Linked DNA regions of Homo sapiens: region 1 is linked to region 2. Evidence: read pairs that join two places in POLR2A ChIA-PET (ENCODE). Cell type or tissue: A673. All regions are shown on one strand. Each heading gives the region's core, and the rest is flanking DNA. Links, peaks and the distances in the headings are about the cores only. Region 1 overlaps STXBP6 (syntaxin binding protein 6). Region 2 has its middle 30 kb from the start of STXBP6.

What was found. Peaks named below come from ENCODE experiments on the same cell type or tissue, not always from the same donor. Only the 100,000 strongest peaks of a DNase experiment are listed, where the experiment ranks them.
Region 1: POLR2A ChIA-PET joins it to region 2 with 7 read pairs; 2 of 35 experiments call an interaction of 5 or more read pairs at or near these places.

The regions. Positions count from the first base shown.
Region 1 is chr14:25,005,328-25,009,727 of GRCh38, forward strand. The region is part of intron 1 of STXBP6 (syntaxin binding protein 6); the gene reads right to left. Among named protein-coding and RNA genes, the nearest start is that of STXBP6, 43 kb to the right of the region's middle. In A673, for the core only: no CTCF peak of the experiment used is centred there; a DNase peak (open chromatin) is centred at 2,004.
Region 2 is chr14:25,078,270-25,082,669 of GRCh38, forward strand. No RefSeq gene overlaps it. Among named protein-coding and RNA genes, the nearest start is that of STXBP6, 30 kb to the left of the region's middle. In A673, for the core only: no CTCF peak of the experiment used is centred there; no DNase peak of the experiment used is centred there.

The sequences.
Region 1 (4,400 bases), core at 121-4,120, 73 kb before region 2:
CAAAATGAAATAATTCAAAAGGGGAACTATATAAATGCACATCACTATGGTTGGTCATTGTTTGCACCTGGCTTTATGACTGCAATCATCTGAAATACTGTGATGAACAACCTAAGTCTTCTGATGAGATTGATCAAAAACCACGATGGGTCACCACCACTTATGCAGTCATCCAAAGAGCTGAGATCAAGAAATTGTATCCTTCGCAAATGCAGATGTACAAAAAGAACATCTCTTTATTTGCTGAGAAAGTTGCAACATTTTCACGTGCACACAGAATGCTTACACACAAACTCAACATGGTGATACTACACTTTTGTGGAGTCAAATTTGCAAAAATTGCATAAAAGGGATTCGAACTCTCTAAAAGTCTCTATACAATTTATTACTCCAATATTGGAAGTGATGAAAAAATAAAATACATAGCATAGTGAACTGTAAAAAATAATTCTACAAATTTAAAATAGTAGGGAAAAAACTAAAAAAAAAAAAGCTAAATAACTGAAAAGAAAATTCAACATGTAAAAATGTATATTACAGGGAAAGATTTTGGACAATCGCACAGAGACAGCCCATAAGAGCTGGCCTAACATTAACATCCTGTGATTGTGATTTTCAGAACTTTAGACATGAGGGACTTTGGACTTTAGGGATTTTGATCTTTTGGGATTTTGATGTTCAGAACTTCAACATTCAGGATTATGACACTCAGGATTATGATCCAAACTCATCACTGTCAAAATATATCCCTGACTTCTCTATAATGGCTCAAACACCTCCGAACTTTGTTCTTGCTCCCATGACAGAGAACTGGTGAATGAGGTGTTCCTCTTCCTCACGCTGAACTAGGGATTCAAGCTGATGGGCTCAGCTGTTTTCACTGTGGTCACCCCTTTGCTGGAATTCAGGCACGTGGCTGTACCTAACTCCAAAGGAGGCTGGGAAATGCATTCTTGCTGTGGGCTCAGGAAGAGGAAAACATGGATTATGCTGAGAAGCCAATAGCTTCTGCCATGGTATTTTACAGCTCTTCCTCCCCCTTCCAAGCTTTCTCTTGCTCTGTTTCTAAGGCTGCATATGTATATGTGTGTGTATACATACATATATAAAAAAACTATGTTTCTATGTAGCAAACTTTTGGTCCCATATAGATGATAAACATGAGGAACCCTCACATAAACATGGTTGATGCTTTATTTGTGAAGGAAAGGGAAGAATCTGATATTAGGGCCCAGAAGACGCACCTCTGCTTCAAGCAAGGGAGATAAATTCTGCTGTGTCCACATTCCCATTAAGGCCTTTATCAAGATCTATCCAAAAAATATATTCACGAGGGGTTCACGTCCAAGCTGGCAAACACTAGTACAGCATAAAATTTCCCTGATAAGGGCAGCAAAATGCTAAGTATTTCCTTGAGGCCCTCAATGATTCCATGTACTGACCAAGGAACATCAATCACATCTTAGATTCAGCACTTCCATCACCAACTCTAGAAGCTGGCTTTCTTCTCAGAGCAATTTTTCACCAAAAAAAAAAAAGCATATTTTACTTCAAAGGCATTTAACATATTCAGCAATAGGTAGAAACAATTCCTCACTGAAATGTGGACACAGGGAAATGGCTAAACACACACTCCGACATTAGTTACCCCATACCAGCCTCCCAAAGCAGCTGACTCAAAATTATGCCTCGGCAAAAATGCGAAATCAGCATATGACATAGACTTTCATGGTCTATCTCAAATTAAATCACTGACATGCAAATGACCTGCTCTATGACTATACTGAACTATATGCCCCTTTGGGAAGATACATATGTGATTTATCTTGCTGTCCTCCACAATGCCTTGTATACCCCATCATTCAATAAACATTTGTTGAACGAATACAATTGTTGGAATTTCTATTCATCATTAGTAAGTTATCTGCATGTGTACACGTAAGGGCTGTCAGTCTTGAGGACAAACACTTAGCTGTATGACTCATTCTGTATAAAACCTTGCTAAGAGGCGTGGGGTAAATGCTTTCTGACGGTGACTGTGATAATGGTAGTAGTAACTATGACAGCACAGTCAGCCACAATATGTAAATGACTGTTCTATTTCATGCCTGTGGGTACAATCAGTCACCACAAGTAGTACAAGACCCCAGGTCCTGACATGGTTCCCTTACCCCTCAGCACAATTCCCATCCCCTTCCCTGTTTTAGTTTTCCCCGTAGCTCATATCACTGTCTGACATATTTAACTTCTGTGTGTGTCTGTCTCCCCCACCGGAAGCTCTGTGAGGTCAGGGAATTATGTCCATGTTGTCTGGTATCCAAATCAGTGCAGGGCACATTAGAAATGCTCAGTAAACATTAGTGGAAGGAATGGATGAAATCAATACAATTATTTGAATTATTTCCTCCAAATCTGAAGATTTTGGAATCACAGAAGAAATTATTCCTGCAAAGTTCCAGTATATTCACATTCTTTTGAACATCTCAAAAGGAGGTCTCACAGACAAGCCACTTTTTGTACTAAACACAAGGTTTCTAGAAACCTGTCATTGTTCTACCATCTTAAAGTCTCCAAATAAACTGAGAATGGACAATCTCCAGGACTGGACACGCTTCTGCTAAGTTTTCACCTAACAAAAACTACATCTGCAGGCCTGGCTCACTTTCACCTGGCTCCCACTCTACTACAGAGTCCTGCAGATGGCTCTGTCAGCTGGCACTGGCACTCATGGCATGAAGCCAGAAATGAGGATAGGAAATTCCTTTAATTCAGAAACAAATTTGCCTGAGTCCCACATGAACAAAATGTTAGCTGCCAGACCCAGCTCTACACATGGGAAGTAGCCACAATTCATTTTTAAAAATTTTTTTTAAGTTTTAAAAGTTTATCTTTTTGGCCAGGTATGGTGGCTCACACCTGTAATCCCAGCACTGTGGGAGATGAAGGTGGGAGGATCGCTTGAGTCCAAGAGTTCAAGACCAGCCTGGGCATCAGAGTGGGACTCCAACTCTACAAAAAATTAGCCAGGTGTGGTAGCATATGCCTGTGGTCCCAGCTGAAGTGGGAGGATTGCTTGAGCCCAAGAGGTCGAGGCTGTAGTGAGCCATGAGCACACCACTGCACTCCAGCCTGGGAGATAGAGGGAGACCTTGTCTCAAACAAAAAGAGTTCGTCTTTCCAAATGTACCTGATAAATTACTTTAGGTTGTTAAAGACTCACTGAATGTTATAATTAATTTGACAAGCTGTTGCTTGATAGAACTTTAAAATTCATGTTTTATTTAACTTGGTGTATGGAGAACAGCGTCTATTGGCAACAATAATTCCTCTTTATTCATTTTTCTGTTGACTCTCAAATAGCAATTACATAATGCTCCCAAAGTAATGGTAAAAGAGACTACCAGCTTGAGAATGTGTAACAAAAAAGACATTTTACACATCAAAAGGTTTTATACCTATAGAATATTTTACACATCAGAAGCTTTTAGAATAGCAAGCAGTAGCATCTAACAACTCACAGAAGAATGGCTAAGCTTTTAAATCCCAAAACGAAGAGTCACTCTAACATCTTCCACCAAGACTTTCTTCACAAATACTGTGGTCAAAAGGTTTAAGTTTTTTAGCAAATACTATCTCAGCCAGCCCACCAGCCAGCCAGTATATATTATGTGCTAACTCCACAGAGAGACATGGAGAATTCTGAGAGCAAGATATGACTTTTATCACAAGTTACTGGATTCATCAGCAAAATAAAAAGGATGGATGGGATGATAGCTAAGATCACTTCTAGTTAATTTGTTTTGTTTTCACTTCAGAATGGTCTCATTCAACTATCGAACTGTATTATAAGACGTCAAGTTAAGGACGTCTTAAAGCAATTAAAAAATGAAATTTCAAAACAGTTCAATAAATGGAGAATTCTTATCACTGGGTCCTAATATCTGATGTTCTAAAACCTAAACATACAGCTTTGAAGCTTCAAATATTATTTAATTTCCCAGGGACTCTTCTCTTAAGCTCATTTGCTGATTACTTGGGTTCCTTGTTTTTCCATTTTCCTACTTGCATCTCAAAATGAGGCATAAATTATACAAATTATACAAAACTATACAATAAGTAACCAAAATACATTTCCTTCCCAGACCCAAAGCCCAAAGTGTTAGCTTGCACAGTATCATGTAGCGTAATCAAATGCACAGAAAATCTCCTCCCTCAGTGAAACAGAAACCCAACAAGCCCAGTCCGACAAAGTGAGGAGCACGCCATCGCCACAACGTCACCTACTCTTTGAGAACTTACTCCGACTTGGTGCTGACCCTGCACTAAGAGATCCAGGTTTTCTAGTCCCACTGGTTTCTGTTACAGGGCATCAAAACACCCACATGTAGCCTCTTCATGCA
Region 2 (4,400 bases), core at 249-4,248:
TTGCGACAACTAAGATCAGGTAGTTTTTTACAAACTACATTGTTACATGTCATTGCCTACGCTGTTCTGAGAATCTGGGAAACCCTGCCTTTCCCCTTTTTTACATGAACAGCTCCAGCTACTATTTGTACTTTAAGCTGTAGAGAATGTCTTTTCTAACTCACATACTACATTGTATGATAATTATGTGGCTATTTATTTGACTTATCCAGCTGGCACCAGTCATCCAAGTAGGGCACATTGTCATGTATTATTTACTGTTATATCTCCAGCACTTTTACCAGTGCCTGGTATATAATAGGTTCGTAGTCAATACTTGTTGAAAGAACATATGATTTGTAATGATTTATTACATATTTATCTCTCTGTTCAGTCTATGAGCTTCTTCAGAATAATACAATGTCTGGTGTATAATAGGGACTCAATAATGACTTATTAATGAGGTGTATTTGGGGCCTCTGCTGAACATAATTGGTGACAAAAAAAATTATGATTCGAATTCTTAAACAGAAGCTAGGCTTGGAGATTAGGGTTTGGGAATTGTCAGGTGGTGGTTTGTGGTGGCTACGTGAAGGCATCTCTCAGATCAGTGACAGTAGGGAGCGTAACTGATTTATGCACAGCTGGCTTCTGTGCTTCACAATCCTTCCTGTATTTGCACTGTGGCCAACCTCCCATGGGCTGCTCCCAGACAATGACAAGGTGCAGAAGGGATACAATGGAAGGCTAATTTTTGGAAATGAGGGACTACTATGATAAGTGATGTTGGTATGAGTCTTCTCCGGTGACCTTGCCAAACACTCCTTACAACCACACAGCAGTCTAAGATGCTTCCATCCACCTTTCCTTCCTTCTCTCCTTCACTTGGGGTCAGAATGGCATTGCAGACTCGTGCATCTGGCCTTTATAGGCTTCCTTACCATGTTCTCTCACAGGCACTTCCCTAAATAAATTTCCTGTACATTCAGTCTTGTCCTGGGTGTGGATCCTGTTCCAGAGATCTGTGAATTTAAAAGACCTAGCCACCCACACTTCACACATCCAAACAGATCATTCCAACAGATGCTCCCATTCAAAAGGAGGAAGACCAACAACTAGTCTGTAGCAATTCTGTAGCCAGGTACATGTCACCAGTTTCTCCAATTTCTCCTGTTTTCTTTAATTAGAGTATATTCTGCTTTCTCAGTGGTTCCCTAACCCATTGTTCCCCTAGTCTCTTGGCTCTACACTCAGGGCTCTTGCTTCATATTCTGGGTTCTTGTTTTTCTTTAAGAAGTGAACCATGTTTGCAGCTGAGTACATTTCTCAGTCTGCTTCTTGCCAATAGGAAATTAGGGCCTAGAGCTCTCTTTTCATTTTGAATGATCTTTGGACCTTTTAGTCAAAGGTGATATAATTTTCTTAAAACATTGTGAGTTTCCTATATATCCGATTGGATTCCCATGCCCCGCAAGTCAGTCACATCCATAATTCTTTTTGAGACAGACCTTTCCCTCTACCTTGAGTTAGTTGTAAGGCTGCCATAGGGCAGTAACTTTAGGTTCTTGGAAGACTTTTTTTCCCCAACTGAATCTATCTACTAGTCACTATTTAAAATCTTTCAGAGGTCTTAACAAGGGATCTTACAATAAACCATATTCTTGGTTTGATCTTTATCTTGTTACCATTTCTAACTTTGAAAATCTGTTGCTTTCTGAAGAGAATGGGGATGAGAAACAGTTTTGTTTTCCAACTTAACAAATCCTGACCCATCTATATTTCCTGTAAATTATGCTGGTAAATGAAATAATTTCCTTTTCAGCTCATCTTTATTTTGCAATTCTTTATCATACCCAGGTAAAAAAAGCCACTTGATAAGTTCAGTGTTCAACCTGGAAATCCAAAATCTTGGTAGGCAAATTATATATCTTCTATAATAAATTACCACAACTGATATATTTGCTAGTTGTTCCACCATTTCATAACACAAGTCATCCTATTCCTGCTTCTAATAACAATGCCTCATGGCTTTCACTGACATTCTCCTCACTGCCTTCCAGCCTCCACCGGCTGCCAGTCACCAAACAAATGCTATATCTTTTAAGTTTTTGTTATGGTATCGCTCTATTCTACTTCCAAGTGCCAATTTTTATTTTAGTTATCTATTGCTACACAACACATCACCCCAGATAACAACAAATCATTCTTTCTCATGATTCCATTGGTTAGCTGGCAGTTCTGGCATTTTTTTTTTCCTGGGATTACTCATGCATTAAGCTAGAAAGTCATCTGGGATGGAAGGTCTAAGATGGCATCATGCATTTGTTTTACAGTTGGTTCTGGCTATTGGCTAGCATGCCTTCTCCCACCCCTACCCCAGCCCACCTAATGGCCCTCACACCATATTTTCTCTTATTTTCTAGGACTAGTGTCTATCTATGGCAGACTCTGGGCAGTATCCATGAGGACTAAAGCAGGAGCTGCTAGGCCCCTTGAAATCTATCCTCAGAAGTCACAAAATGCTACTTCTGCCAAATTCTATTGGTCAAAGCAAGTCCCAAAGCCAGCCCAGAGTTCAGCGATGGGGAAATAGATTCTCCCTCTTGACAGGAGAAGTGGCAAAGTCAATTACAAAATAATATCCACTCATGAATGGGAGGGGTTGTTGTGGTTATCTTTGCAAACTACCCAGCACCATCATTAACCCAGTTGCATGTCTTAGATTCCACGATTCTACTTCTCCATCAATTCACACATTGATTTATTAAAAAGTCTCTTAATTTTGCCTCCTAAATCTTCCTTCCTTCCTTCTTTTTCTTTTCTTTTCTCCTTCCTTCCTTCTTCCCTCCCTCCCTCTTTCTTTCTTTCTTTCTTTCTTTCTTTCTTTCTTTCTTTCTTTCTTTCTTTCTTTCCTTCCTTCCTTCCTTCCTTCCTTCTTTCTTTCTTTCTTTCTTTCTTTCTTTCTTTCTTTCTTTCTTTCTTTCTTTCTTTTCTTTCTTTCTTTTTTCTTTCTGTTTTTTTCTTTCTTTCTTTCTTTCTTTCTTTCTTTCTTTCTTTCTTTCTTTCTTCCTTTCTTTCTTTCTTTCTTTCCTTCTTTATTCTTTTTTTTTTTTTTCAGAGTCTCACTCTGTCACCCAGGCTGGAGTGCAGGCTGGCGTGATCGTAGCTCACTGCAACCTCCGCCTCCTTGGTTCAAGTGATTCTTGTGCCTCAGCCTCCTAAGTAGCTGGGATTCCAGGCATGCACCACCACAGCCGGCTAATCTTTGTATTTTTAGTAGATTCGGGGTTTCGCCATGTTGGCCAGGCTGGTGTCCAACTCCTGAACTCAAGCCATCTGCCCATTTCGGCCTCCCAAAGTGCTGGGATTACAGGCGTGAGCCACTGTACCCAGCCCTAAATATTTCTTAAACATAATCCTTCCTCTCTATTCACAGTTCCAGTACTTTAAGGCCTTTGTGATTTTTTGCCTTTACAATTGAAATGATTTCCCTGCCAACAGTTTCCTTACCCAATGAACCAGAAAGATCTTTCAAAATCAAGTCCGATAATATGTTTCCATTGCTTAAAATCTTTCCACTGGTTCTGGTAGTATTTTCTTTCCTAATTTATGTGTTGTTTGTACAGGTGTGTTTGCTTTGTGAAAATTCATTGAGCTGTAAACTTACGGTTTGTGCACCTTTCTGTATGTATGACTTAAATGAAAAGGTTATATTTTAAAATCCGCCTCCCATGGCTTCCCATTGTCCCCAGGATAGAATAAAAACCCTTAGCTTGATATTTAAAGCCTTTTGTGATTCTTGTCTTTCCAAATTCTTGTCACTATCCTAGTATTCCCATGTGTAATTACCTGTGTTCTGAAAATTAATTACATATTTTTTTAGACTACTTATCTTTTCTCTGCCCAGAATGCCCTTTTGTCATTGTCTACGTTCTTAAATATTATTCCTCCTTTAAAAATAAACCTAAGTGGCATCTTTTGGGACAAACTTTAATTCCCTTAAGGCATTACTTTCTTGTGTGCCCAAAGCCTACCATATACATCTCTAACACGTATAACATTGCTGTACCTATCTGTTTTTACTTCTGACACTTTTACTGGACGGTAAATTCCTCCATTGGCAGGAACATGATATATATATATCTTTTCCCAGAGTCTAACATTGTGTTTGTCATATAGTATTGCTATGGACTGAATATTTGTGTGTCTCCAATGGTCATAGGTTGATATCCTAACACCCAATGTAATAGTATTAGAAGTTGGGGCCTTTCAGAGGTGATTAGGTGATAAGGATAGAGACCTCATAAATGGAATTAGTACCCTTATTAAAAAAAAACCAAACAGATAGCTTCATTGCCCCTTCTGCCATGTGAGGTTACAGTGAAAAGATGGCCATCTATGAACAAGGAAGTGGACCCTCA